3 separate regions of the Homo sapiens genome follow, and regions 2 and 3 are each linked to region 1. Evidence: chromatin contacts called from ENCODE Hi-C or POLR2A ChIA-PET data. All regions are on one chromosome and are shown on one strand. The core of a region is the stretch at or near the end of the contact, and the rest is flanking DNA. Distances in the headings are between cores, read along the strand shown.

Region 1 (4,447 bases), core at 762-3,261:
ACAAGGTGAGCCCTTTACTCCCATTCTCAACTATTCTGGAGCTGTCATGAGATTAAATTTTTAAGAGCTCGGGTCCAGAAACAAGCCATCTTTCGTTGGCTTCTCTGGCTTCCTCGGATCCACCAGAGGCATTTAGGACTTCAGCAAGTTTTCTCCTGCCTGGTAGCATGTTTTCCCTCAGCTTTGAGTACTAATGAAAATCCTGCTTCATGTAAGGGAAAGGCCTGTCATCAGTGTCCGCTTCAGGACACTGCCGTCATGTCCCTTTCTGTGTTTTGATCAGTGGGGCAGACAGAGACAGCCTTGTCCTTTCTGTCAGGAAGATGGGGTTCTAGCTGCTTCATATTTTGCCTCAATGTTGATTTTGCTTTCAGGGCTCAAAATCCTTAGTCTTCAAACTCTCCACCAAAGCTTGCATACTGGCCTTCCTGTTTAGCTCAATTAATGGCCCTTATACCGTCTGCCAGCCACCAGGCACTCACTCGTTTATTCGGCTTATCCTGACTGCTGCTCTACCATAAACCAGACACTGTTCTCCATCCCAGGAATGCAGTGAATGAAACAAATTCCCCCTCTCCTGGAGCTTCCAGTCCACATGGGAGCCAAGCAGTAAATAACATGTTTATCCACCTGGGATGGAAAGCAAATGTGCTTTGAGCAGATGACTGACTTGATGTAACTTACCTTTTTTTTTTTTTTTTTTGAGACAGAGTCTTGCTCTGTCGCCCAGGCTGGAGTGCAGTGGCAGGATCTCGGCTCACTGCAAGCTCCGCCTCCCAGGTTCATGCCATTCTCCTGCCTCAGCCTCCTGAATAGCTGGGACTACAGGCGCCCGCCACTCCCCCGCCCACCCCAGCTAATTTTTTGTATTTTTAGTAGTATTTTTAGTTTCACCGTGTTAGCCAGGATGATCTTGATCTCCTGACCCTGTGATCCATCCGCCTCGGCCTCCCAAAGTGCTGGGATTACAGGCGTGAGCCACTGCGCCCGGCCGATGTAACATCTTTTGAAAGGGCCATTCTCATTGCCATGAGGAGAGTGGACAAGGATGGAAGGAAAGAGAACAAATTATGAGACTACTGTAATAATATATTACAAATCCAGGGATCCTTTGTTAGTTATGATCGAGATGGAGAAATAGTCAGATTTGGGATATATATTGAATTTGAGCCTGCAGGCCTCCCAGTTGATTGGGGAAGATATGTTGAGACGAGTCTGAATCAAACCTTACGTTGAAAGTGATGAGGAAGCAGACCCTGCCATATTCCTCTTGGAGAGCCTTTGGGCTTCTACCATGTAGCCTGACAGAGAGGTCAGCAGGACTGCCCTGGGGAAAGGATACTTTATTAGCCTGTGTAGGCAGTTATTGGAATGACAGCAAGTGCTTTGCTAGGCAAGGAGATAAGAACAGAGCTCTGCTACGTGGAGAGGCACGCCAAGCTCCTTCCCCCAACCCCGCTGCCTGCAGAGGTTACCAGCATCCTCTCGGCAGCAGTCGTCCAGCTTCTCTCCTGATGGGTTAGCAGCGGCCCCTCTACCGCCCTCCCCACTTTCGATCGATATTTGGGCTCTGAGTAGCCAACTGTAAGCCTGCGTCTTGAAGGAAAAATTGAGACTGGCGGGGTATGTGAGTGTGTGATATAAACACAATGGGTTTTTTACTCTTTCCCTTAGTGCAGATCATTGAAACTTCTATAAAGTCTCTGTAATACCCTTAGAGAGTACAATTAATAGTACTGAAGACGTCCTTATAACTGAACTTTTGTAAAATTATTGCTGGATTTTTGTCTTTCCAGCACACATTAAACCTCACCAAGGTATGGGGCTGTCCTTCAGATGTCACAGCCTGATGAACTGAGTGCTGACCTGGCTTTGGGAGCACTTTTCAGTTATCCCAGCTGTGCATGGCCCATTGCATGGCCTGTGACAATTTTCTGGGGTTGTTTCTGTCCATATTTCCAACCTGACTTGCCCACCAGGGCACTTTCTGCCCTTGTAAGTAAATCTCTATGCTGCTTACTGTTAGTTCCTGTTTCTGAAGTGCTGATTCGATGTGTAAGGCTTCTCCTCTCTTTTAGATCTGTCTAGAGAGGAGTGTTTTGCTTCAGTGAGCTCCAGGAACAAATAATAAGTACAGCAAGTACAAGGCCGAGGACAGACCCAGTGCACTCTTATCAGTCATCTGAAATATGCACAGCCTTTCCAAGACAAATGTGCACTCCTGTTTCTAGGAAAACACCAGAAAGTACTTACCAATTACCCTGTATATGCTGTGTGGAAAAAGACAACATCAGCCTACCCTGAAAGCCATAACAAAGCAGATTCCTCCGGGCCGCCGACAGCTGAGTGGCCCGAGTTAGAGCCTCTGCAGAATCCCAGCCTGTGGCCTGGGCCAGGTCCAGGTCCAGGTCCAGGTCCAGGTCCAGGTCCAGGTCCAGGGGGCATTCTTCCCCTCGCATGATTACCACGTCCCTCACCCTTTGCCCAAGGAACTGACCTCATCTTAGAAGAAGTCTCAAGGGTTGGTGTGTTCTTACTAAGTGCCCAGGATTTTCTTCCAGACCCATCACAAATCCAAAGATGGCTCTCCTGAAGAGAGGCCTAAAAAAGAGGGTGCGGCCCAGGGGGATCTATTATAGTAATAACCGCAGGAACGAGAGCCGCCGCTGGTGGGCAGCTCACCATCCGCCAGGAGCAGGCTTGGCGGGCACTGTTTTATTTGGTCTTCACAGCAGTCCTCTAAGGTAGGTGTCATCGTCCTGTTTCAGAGAGAAAACGGAAACTGAGGGTTAAGGAAGGTAACCAACTTATCCATGATCACATGGCCAGAAAATGGTAGAGGCAGGATTCAAAGTCAAATGAGGGTCTTTAACCGCTATTTCATGGTGTATTCACAGGCAGTACTGTAGGTTAATTCTGTTCACTAAATGTAAAGTATGTCTCGTATTACAGAGTGCTTTTGTCTTAGTGAGAAAGGAAAATCATTTTAACCTGCACACTTAACCTCTTGGCTTTATGTCCATTTACCCATCTAGGACTCAAGCACAGAGGGTTCGGAAACCGCGTTGCTGCACGGGGCCCCAGGGGCTGCTTCCCCGATATTCTGAGAGCCAGGCGGAAGGACAGGAGCAGCTCTTCAAACTCACAGACAACATACAGGACGAATTGTAAGTTAGAGCATGGGAAACCAGCCCTGTGGGTCTACTGAGTTGCCTCTTCTTTTGATCCTGAGAAGTCTCCATCTGATCTGAGTTATTTTCATGACTCTTGGACCTTAGATCTGGTCAAAGAATTCCTTGCCCCAAATGTTTTTTAGATTTAGATATAACTGATGCTAAACAGCCTTTTACTCAAAGCAGTGGTTCTCAACTGTGTGCCATAGCCTGGCCTTAGTGTTTTGTTTCTAGAAAATGACAGTCTCTTTCTAGTTAGTTCAAAGAGAGAAGATCATGAATAAAATGTTCTCAATTTTAAGGTTTTTCTCCTGTAAAAATTTCTTAAAGTTTGATATCCCATTTTTGCCGCAGAATGCTAGCAAAACAAAACAGAAAAACAAATAGCAAACAACTAATAGTTGGACATTTTGGAAATGTATTTTTCGTAAGATTGCTTCGTTACTCTTTAAATATGGAGCCTTATATACCTTGTCATATCTTCAGTTAGTGATATTATTCCTAGTTGACACGGTAGAGTTAAGTATTTCACTATTTTAGGATATTTTGCAGAGATCCTTGTAGCATGAAAGTGCTCTATAACCTGAATAGGTGTTAGAACCACCAGCCCACAGAAAGCAGTTAGTTGTGTCTGGGAGTAGCAAAATACTAGATTAATTTCTTCTGATGCTTATTTGCCATCTCCTTTAAGGTAAAGCGAGCGTGGGGGATTCTGAGTGCTGTGGGTGTTTTTCGGTGGGTGGAGGAATGTCTGAAATAGACGTCAACTGTCAGGATAGTCTTCAGAGTCATTGTTAGGGACAGTGTTAAGTAGATCTCATCTCATAGTTTCATGGTAGTATTTGAATGGGGATATCAAAAGCCAACTCCAGAAGGTATTTGTTGCTTGCCGGATAGAATGGCATCTTCCTACATGTGCCTTGTGTGACCCCTGTGGTGTTATTAGAAGGTCTCTTGAAGATGGAGTTGTACTTTCTTGTTTCGTCTACTTGGGTTGCCATTATAAAATATGATAGGCTGGGCAGCTTAAGCAACAGAAATTTGTCTTCTCACAGTTCTAAAGGCTGAGAGGTCCAGGATCAAGGCATCTTCTGATTCTGCTGCTGCTGGGGGTTCTCTTCCTGGCTTGCAGATAGCCCTCTTCTCACTGTGTCCCCACATTGCAGAGAGAGAGGGGGAGCTCTCTGGTGTCTCTTATAAGGGTACTAATCCTATCAGCTCAGGGCCCCAACCTTATGACTTAATTTAACTGTAATTACTTTCTTACTCCAAAT
Region 2 (4,447 bases), core at 1,373-3,872, 63 kb before region 1:
AGACTCTTAACACAATCGCTGATATTCAGTAGAAACTCTTTGGATAGCAGATTTGGGAAAGAACCTTAAGGCCAGCCTTTAGCCCTCTCAAATTATAGGTAGAGAAACTGAGACCCTGTAAGGTTCTCAAAGCTAATTAGTCACAGGGCTAGCCCTCAAACCCAGGCTTTCTGGCTACAGATCTAGTATGATTGTTGAGACTGGGCCGGCAGCTTGTGGGCACCTGCTTGGTAGGAGTGAGGGGGAGAAAAGTAGTAGGGTGTAAGCCTTGCCTACTGTATATCTTCTCAGCGTTCTTTATTTTTTATCCATTTGTGTGTCTGTCTCCCATACTATACTGAGTTCCATGAGTACAAGGGACTAAGTCATACTCGTCTTGGTATCTTTAACCCTAAGCACTTAGCCTGTGATCTAGGAAGCCCTCAAGGGTTTGTTGCACTGAACCAGTCTGTTCTGTGTCAAGGTCAACTTACCGGAAGGGGCTGCAGGTAGTACAGCTCCTTAAAGCACCTTCTATTACTAGTCCTTCAGCAGAATCTTACCCAGTGAGTAAACCCATGCAAAACTTTTGCATCTCTCCTGAAAGCAGAACAAGACCTGCCCCCATGAAAAGAAAGAAATAGGGAATCCCTTTATAATTAGATTTAGTGGGCAGTGGTGAGATGTAGTAGAGATGAAACTTTAATAGACACATAGTCTTTGGGTGATGCCAAAATTAATCTAACTTTGTGGGTTAAAATGAATTTTAAAATTTTTCTAAATGTTCATATGTTTTTCTCTGTATGTTGTTAGAATTGTCATCGGGTTCTTTCTAAAGGCTGTGTGAAAGAAAAGAGCAAGCCAGGTGCGGTGGCTTACACCTGTAATCCCAGCACTTTGGGAGGCTGAGGCGGGCGGATAACCTGAGGTCGGGAGTTCGAGATTAGCCTGACTAACTTGGAGAAACCCCATCTCTACTAAAAATACAAAATTAGATGGGCATGGTGGTGCATGCCTGTAATTCCAGCTACTTGGAAGGCTGAGGCAGGAGAGTCGCTTGAACCTGGGGAGGCGGAGGTTGCTGTGAGCCTAGATTGTGCCATTGCACTCCGGCCTGGGCAACAAGAGCAAAACTCCGTCTCAAAAAAAAAAAAAAAGAAAAGAGCGAAAACATCTTTAGTACTGGTTCTTGCCCTAGGACAGAAGTGGCTGTTTGCTGTACCTCTCAGTGGACACTGAAAATGTGGATGTGTCCAGTTGCCTGCTGTCCAGCAACCCTGGAAGAACTTGTGATGGCTTTGTCTTCGTTATGAGAACACTTTGATCTGAACCCCTTTCCTTTTCTGAATCCTTTCCCTTTTTTTTTTTTTTTTAAGACAGTCTCACTGGCTGAAGTGCAATGGCACCATCTTGTCTCACTGCAACCTCTGCTTCTTGGGTTCAGGCAATCCTCCCAACCCGGCCTCCTGAGTAGCTGGGACTACGGGAGCACACCACCACACCTGGCTAAATTTTTTTTTCTCGTAGAGATGGGGTTTCTCTATGTTGCTCAGGCTGGTCTCTAACTCCTGGGCTGAAGTGATCCTCCTGCCTCAGCCTCCCAAAGTGCTGGGATTACAGGCATGAGCCACTGTGCCTGGCGTCTGAGTCCTCCTTCTAAAGGGAACCCACTGCACAGCATCTGGCTGCTGCCAACAAAATGACTGCCCCACCAGTCCCACAGGTGATGAGAGTTTGCAATGGCCTTCACAGCTTAGTACCTTAGTACCTTTTCTCTCCTGGTAACTTAGAATGGAAGCCCCATGGGGGCCCACGCATATCTGCGAGGGTGCACAGGCATGTGGCAGAATGAGCCAGGGGCCACCCTCTTGTTCTGGAGGTGCTGAGAGCCGGCCTGGCTGGGGGCTGTAACTGTCAGGCTGACTCCCAGCCACACTGTCCTCCCTGGAGTAGGTGCTCGAAACCTTTGCTTTTTGCCTTTTCGCTTTAATCTGGAACGCTTGGGGAAAAAAAAAAAACAAAAAAACAAAAAAACAACAACAAAACAGTAGACCAAATGGTGACTGAGTCCCAACCCTTCTTCAGGCCAGATGAAATCATGGTCCCTGCTGGCGCCATTCCTCCATCTCAGAGCCCTCACTTGGGTTCAGACCCTCAGTCACACAGGGAGCCCCGCCACAGCTGAAGTGTTTTGTCAGAGCAAGATTGCAAAGAGTTAACACTTTTGCTTTTTCGGAAAGTTATCTGTGAAGAGTATTAGTTGTTTAATAAAGCGTGCCTGCCCTCCCGATGAACCCGCCAGTGACTCTGCAGCTGGGGTCATTCCAAGTTCACGCAGTGGACTTTTGACTGCCTTCTGTGTCTGTGAAAACAGTCGGCAGCTCCTGCGGGGATCATTCATTCAGGCCTGTAACACAAAACTATTGCCAATGGGCACCTGCTGGGGCAGCTTCCCGGGAGGGCTGGGAGGAAGATACCAAACTCATCAGGCATCTGTGGAGATAAGAGCGGCAGGGGATCCACTGGGATCCCGCTAATCAGGCCTGCACTTAGACCCCACTGCCTGGCCAACAGGCTGGTGTCAGAATGTATTAGGCAGCCCTGGCCAGGATAGGATGTGAGCTAATTAAAGGCCTTTTACAAAGAGGAGGAGGTAGGGGGTGGGGAGAGAGAGAGAGTGAGAGAGAGAGAGAGAGAGTGTGTGTGTGTGTGTGTGTGGAGGAGGAGGAGGAGGAAAGAAGTTTGAAGTGCATTCCCCAAATTTCCAGCACATTCTTTATTCCTCTGTTTTATCCCTCAAAACAGAAGAAAACAAATTAGAGGCTGAGCATTTGGTTATTTCTAACCTGAAATTGTCATTCATTGTGCCTGATGCCGTATTGGTTTTAACTGCTATTTTTGTGGAATTACATATACTGTGAAAGACATCTTTTGCCGCAGTCTCCCTGGGAACATCCTGTTGTTGAAATGCCGTTGGTCAGCTGCTTGAATTTTGCCCTTTTCTCTGACTTTGACACATCAAGGCAAAAATAGGTACCTATTTGTGGTGTGTTCTAGGTTTCTCCCTTTTGCTTGGAAAATCCACTTGCCAGCTGTGAAGGGTGCTGCTGGGAGGATGAAATGAGTCAGTGCACAGCGTGTGCTCTTAAAGTTTGGTGGTTGAGGTGGCGGTGGTAGCAGCTTGGCTCTGTGGTTTAAAATGCCACAGCATGCACTATCTTGAAAATACTCAGTAGTCCTAGCATACAACTGGGTTTTAGTTACACCTACTTAAGGAAGAAAGCTCATTTGAAAGTGTTTGATTTTCCTGTACTTTCGTTTGTTTATTTAGCCTGTGTATTCCCCCCACCCCCAGTAAGCAGCAAACTAACTTATTTATAGGCCTCAGGTATGTTTAAATCTGTGGTATTTTCTTAATCAGCCTGATAATGATACATTTTTGAAAGCAGTTTTGTTCACACATAAACCTAAGCCTTTATTATATTATTCTGATACATTCCACATAAGCTTGTCTGTGCACAAAGAAACATTTAGATTAATCTTGTACTACATGGTAACAATCCTAGGAAATTCCAATCAAAAGCCAACAACCTGTTTCCTTCATTCTGGACTGTTGGTGGGTTTGTTTTTGTCTGTGGTCTGATAAGGAGTAACAACAATGTTAATTTTGTATTTCCTTGGCATTTGTCTCACATAATCTTTTGTCAAAGTTGACCAGTAGGCTTGTCAGGCTTGCCATGCAGTTTATGAAATAAATAGTTACAATGGAGTAGTTAACTTAGCCCTGCGGAATATGTTAGTGTATCCTTACCGTAAGTGTTTAAAATGTTAATTACATTTATCTTTATTTCTCAGCATTGCTATACAGAAAACATGGGATAGACACTGATACTGATTGCCCAGTTGAAATAAGTTTTGAATTTAGTAACTGAATGGATAGCTTTAAAAATGGTACTAATATTTTGGGAGACTGAGGTGAGCAGATTGCTTGAACTCAGGAGTTCGAGACCAGCCTGGGCAACATGACCAAAAAAAAAAAAAGTCTAAAAAATACAAAAATTAGCTGGGCGTGGTGGCACCCGCCTGTAGTCACACCTACATGGGAGGCTGAGGTGGGAGGATCATCCGAGCCTAGGAAGTTGAGGCTGCAGTGAGCTGTGTTTGCACCATCACATTCCAGCCTGGGTGACAGAGCAGGACCCTGTCTGAACAACAACAACAAAAAGATACTCATATTTATTGACTGCTTCACTATGTGCCAGGTACTGTTCTGAGTCTTCATACAAATTGATTTGTTTAATCCTCATAACGACCCTGTGGAATGCTAGTTTGTAAATGAGGATACTGACGTTCAGAGAAATTAACTAATTTGCCCAAGGTTACAAGGAGAGCCAGGCTAAGAACCGAGATTCTCTGATTCAGAGCCCGTCCTCTTAATACCAGTGCAAAAGCAGCACTCTATCTAGTA
Region 3 (4,447 bases), core at 667-3,166, 42 kb before region 1:
GTTTGGTTGGATCATAGATTTCAACATCTACTCAAGTTTTCTGGGTTCTCAAAGCTGTATTTCTAGGGGTGAAGACTTTTGTAATGGTTGACTGTTAACAAGTGGCAAAGGACAAGTCCAGTTGGCTTGCATAAGCAATTTTTTATGGACAGAGAAACAGGAATTCAGACAGAAGTCCTACAGTAAGTTGAGATAGGTGTAGGTACCTTTCCATGGCAAAGGTCTTCATCTTACGGAAGAATCCAGCATTAGAGGGAAGAGTGATCTCTTAGGTCATCTCATCCCATCCTCCTTGGGTCAATACATTGTCTTTGTATAGAGAACACCCAGGACCCAGTTGGTGCTGGGGAGCTGAGGCTGCCACAGCAGACTTAGTTGGAAATTAAGCTTTTGGCATAGGCTCACTCATCAACTTTGGATATTAATTGATGGGAGTAGAAGAAGAGGGAGTGATATTGGGTATTCTGCCTAGATTATTCTCCCATATTCTCTTGGTGGGGGAGTATTATAGGATTTTTAACTTCCTCCTAGTTAGCTGCCAGCGATAGGTAAAGAGCACTTTACCCTATCTGTCTTCCAAGAAAGAGAATGTAAGCTCTTAGAAAGAATATAAGAGCTTGAGAGAAACAGGAAAGACCTGAATAAGACCCTGAATTGGCTGCGGTGCTCCTGGGTCTCTTCAGGTGGAGATGTGTCCCCTGGAGACACACAGGACATGGGCACGCGTCACTTAACTGTGGTTCTCACAGCGTCTGGGGCACCAGAGAGACACGTTTTTGTCTGGAACCTGAAGAACGCTGGCAGCCTACATAATTCTAAACATAGCAGGCACTCTTATTGATTCTTTCCAAAACAAAGGTCACATTTCCTTTCTGTGTAGTTTGTGTCCTGGGTTCCTGCTGACTGTTTTGTGTATACGATTGTTACCTTCTCAAAGAGACTGTCAGTTCTTGAGGGCAGGGTTCAAGGCTGCTGTTTGTTTGTGTTCTTCAGCAGTACCTAAATCTGTCCTGGGCTCAGAGGAAGTATTTAGTAAAGACATTCTACCTTGGGTTGTAGGTCACACAGTGCCAGAGCTGGAAAGGATTTTGGAAATCGTAGAGTCCAACACTCTAATTTTGTAAGTGGTACCACTCCAAAAACTTACTTGGGAGGCTGGTGTTTATCTGCTGGAAAGAGAGGATTTTATTATGTTAAACTATAGTGCAAATGACCATAATTCTAAACCTTTGACAGGCTTCCCTCAAACGCTGCAGGCATGTTCCTCCTTGGACTAGTAGCAGAGTAATAAGAACAGTAAGAATGCTAACTAGATACCAGGCCCCCGAGCCATTGTCATGAATGCTTCCAGCCACATGACAAAGTAGGTACTCTGGCTATTCTCCAGATGCAGAGGAGGCTCAGAGGTAGGTGACCTCGCTCAGGGTCATGTAGTTACCAGAATGGTCGAGGGAGGACTGAAGTTTGGTCAGATGCCCCAGCTTGTGGCCCTTCTCCTATACTGTGGTAACTCTCAGATGGGGTCTCTGACTGAAGCCACTCCTTAGTGATTCACGGTGCTAGCTTTGCAGCGTCGTGTGGTGTTTCCAGTTGTCCTAAAGGAAGTTATTAATTTTCATTAACTTTAATTCTCTCATTAGACAGGCAGTGATATGGAAGGCAAGGCAGAAAGCAAACAAATAATGATAGGGGTTACATCTCCAGAAAGGTCAGGAATCACTGCCCTAGGTTGTAAAATATTTGGACTGAGTAAAAGGCATGAGTCTTCCCATAGCTTCTTCCAGGAACTGTTGCTTTACATGGAATTGCTGCTGTGTTCACTAGTCCCTCTTCTGTGCCCAGAACTCACTGTCACATGTGTCAAGAATCCTCATGACTGAGGTTTCCAGGGCAGATCTGATCTGTGTAACACGCACCCTAACCCCCTTGCCAAAGGAGAATGAAATAGGCCCCTAGATGGCCACCCAGTTCCTGGGCCTTCCAGGCAGGCAGCTTGCCTTGAGGCTTTCCCCTGAGCCTTGTATCTAAGGAACATTCCTGTGAGTTTTCTAAGAGGTTAGTCCTGGGTCATTGGCACTTAAACCACTTGTTTTGGTAGATCCTTCCTGAGAAGGTTAATTATATATTTGATATCCTTCTCTTTTTATGCCTGAATGATGAGGATAAGTACTCTGTGGTTTATTAACTGTCACTTTAAACCTTTTCAGATTGTCTTGTGACAAAACAGAGTTTTATGTCCTTTTTATCCCAGCTTTGATGGATGAGACAGCTTTTCTGGTTAAAGTATGCCAGGATAAATAAAATCTCTGAATTGTGGAAAGGGTGGGTTTGCATTTGAAATCATGAGTTCAAGTCTGCCACCTCCTATGAACGGTGACCTAACCTGTTAATCTTTCCATCGATTTCGTTTTTGGCTTTTGACAAATGGAGCTTGGCACCTCATAGGTACTCAGTAATTATTGAATAAATGAAAGACAGCATTACTGGAGGGAGTTTGATGTCTCCAAATATTTGATACCAAACCCTAAAGCAACAATCTGACACATTTCCTGTTTTGAATTCCACTAATTCTTAGAGCAAAGAGCCTATGTTCTTACCATGATACAGTCCTGAAGCTCACTTCTCCCTCAAGACTATTTTGTTATACCTCTGATTTTTTCAGTAAATTTGGAGTAGTATTCTGGAAAGTGAATGTCATTAAAGATTTTTAGTAGTTGCTTTGCAAAGCCTAGTGTCCTCCATTGTATGCATCCCCCAATTGGTATGTGTCCAGTCCTTTTGAGAACCACTCAACCTGGGGCAGACAGTATAGGTAACTGCATTTAAAATATTTAAATTTATTTATATTTAAATTATTGGCCAGGCACAGTGGCTCACGCCTGTAATCCCAGCACTTTGGGAGGCCTAGGTGGGCAGATCACTTGAGGTCAGGAGTTCGAGACTAGCCTGACCAACATGGTGAAACCCCATCTCTGCTAAAAATACAAAAATTAGCCAGGTGTGGTGGTACACACCTGTAGTCTCAGCTACTCGGGAGCCTGAGGCAGGAGAATCACTTGAGCCTGGGAGGCGGAGGTTGTGATGAGATGAGATCACACCACTACAGACCAGCATGGGCTTATCTAATTGTATTTAATTTAAATTTATTTAAAGTAATTCAAATAGTAAAAATAGTGCCAAGACTTTAAAACTCTTCTCCTGCTTTTAACTCCTTCTAGTTTGCTGGAACATTATCAGATGGCTTAGGGAAGACGATGGACAATCGGCATCAGTCAGAGCGGGAGTACATCAGGTACCATGCAGCCACAAGTGGTGAACACCTTGTAGCCGGCATCCATGGCCTGGCTCATGGTAAGTCATGGGTGACATCAGGCTCTGCTGCTGCTGGTCCTCAGAGGCGCCTTTGTATCAATCTGATTGCAGCTATAAAAAAAGAAAGGTGGGCTGGGCGCGGTGGCTCATGCTTGTAATCCCAGCATTTTGGGAGGCCTAGGAGAGTGGATCATGAGGTCAGGAGTTTGAGACCAGCCTGGCCAACACAGTGAAACCCCGCCTCTACTAAGAATACAAAAATTAGGCCAGGCACAGTGGCTCAATCCTGTAATCCCAGCATTTTGGGAGGTCGAGGCGGGTGGATCATTTGAGGTCAGGAGTTTGAGACCAGTCTGGCCAACATGGTGGAACCCCATCTCTATCAAAAATACGAAAATTAGACAGGCGTGGTGGTACATGCCTGTAGTCCCAGCTACTCGGGAGGCTGAGGCAGGAGAATTGCTCGAACCCTGGAGGCAGAGGTTGCAATGAGCTGAGATCGTGCCACTGCACTCCAGCCTGGCAACAGAGCAAGACTCCAATTCAAAAAAAAAAAAAAAAAAAAAAAAGAAAAGGCTGACAACAGAGGAAATCCTGTGTTGGCGTACCTGATAGCCTTCCAAGCTCTCTTACTTTATCCTCCTTGCAGTTGAAATACGACAGCCGGTGAGAACTCCTCATTCGCTTTCTGAATGTTGTGCACATTGCAATTCCTTTTCGTTCTCTGGCTTCTGTTCCCAAAGTATCATAAGGTGTAATCAACCAGACCTGTTCTTAGAATTGTAGCTGCTACTTCTCTTAGAATTGTAACCTCTGCCTTCTCCTTACTGATCATTCCTTCCAAAGAAATTGAAATGAGGAATTTGTGGCCAGGTTTGTAGCCCAGGTGTTTTTTAGTTTTACATAAATGTGCATTCACTAAAATTATAAATTTATTTGCCTAAGAGATGTTGGTGATGGCATGAATGCATTTGGTCTCTGACTTTGAATTCTTTTAATGCTTTAATTCTGAGTCATTTGCCTTTTGTTGCATTTTTCTTAACAATTTCTTAGTACGGCATCCAAGGCCCTTGGAACTATAAATCCAGCCAATTTTCCAACCACCATCCTTCAGCCATGCTGCACTTTGGCCACA

The links. Hi-C counts contacts between places; a loop is a spot of excess contacts on that map. ChIA-PET counts read pairs that join two places held with the same protein, here RNA polymerase II (POLR2A). Pooled maps may share reads with other maps.
Region 2: a loop to region 1 is called in a map of heart right ventricle, with 1.8 times the contacts of the local background. The contact joins two enhancer-like sites. A Hi-C loop is called at or near these places in 5 of 168 maps with a recorded cell type or tissue (HL-60/S4, MCF 10A, aorta and 2 more), 1 of 37 single-sample maps with no recorded cell type and 7 of 50 pooled maps. POLR2A ChIA-PET finds 5 or more read pairs at or near these places in 11 of 52 experiments (BJ, GM10248, MCF 10A and 7 more).
Region 3: a pooled map shows a loop between it and region 1 (2.5-fold over the local background). The contact joins two enhancer-like sites. A Hi-C loop is called at or near these places in 3 of 168 maps with a recorded cell type or tissue (Caco-2, HL-60/S4 and aorta) and 9 of 50 pooled maps. POLR2A ChIA-PET finds 5 or more read pairs at or near these places in 9 of 52 experiments (BJ, H1, OCI-LY7 and 6 more).

Annotation. Positions count from the first base shown.
Region 1 is chr1:12,494,465-12,498,911 of GRCh38, forward strand. It overlaps VPS13D (vacuolar protein sorting 13 homolog D), which reads left to right. Exons shown (of 70, transcript NM_015378.4): 68 at 3,036-3,167. Among named protein-coding and RNA genes, the nearest start is that of SNORA59A, 11 kb to the right of the region's middle. RefSeq lists an enhancer at 2,497-2,997. Within about 2 kb of position 2,012, at least 10 of the 41 ENCODE cell types and tissues checked have a DNase peak (open chromatin) inside an H3K27ac peak, as active enhancers do; they include heart right ventricle, where a contact is called at or near this core.
Region 2 is chr1:12,431,274-12,435,720 of GRCh38, forward strand. The region is part of intron 65 of VPS13D (vacuolar protein sorting 13 homolog D); the gene reads left to right. Among named protein-coding and RNA genes, the nearest start is that of SNORA59A, 74 kb to the right of the region's middle. RefSeq lists an enhancer at 2,214-2,358 and a cis regulatory region at 2,281-2,291. Within about 2 kb of position 2,623, at least 26 of the 41 ENCODE cell types and tissues checked have a DNase peak (open chromatin) inside an H3K27ac peak, as active enhancers do; they include heart right ventricle, where a contact is called at or near this core.
Region 3 is chr1:12,452,780-12,457,226 of GRCh38, forward strand. VPS13D (vacuolar protein sorting 13 homolog D) reads left to right here. Exons shown (of 70, transcript NM_015378.4): 66 at 3,219-3,351. Among named protein-coding and RNA genes, the nearest start is that of SNORA59A, 52 kb to the right of the region's middle. Within about 2 kb of position 1,917, at least 19 of the 41 ENCODE cell types and tissues checked have a DNase peak (open chromatin) inside an H3K27ac peak, as active enhancers do.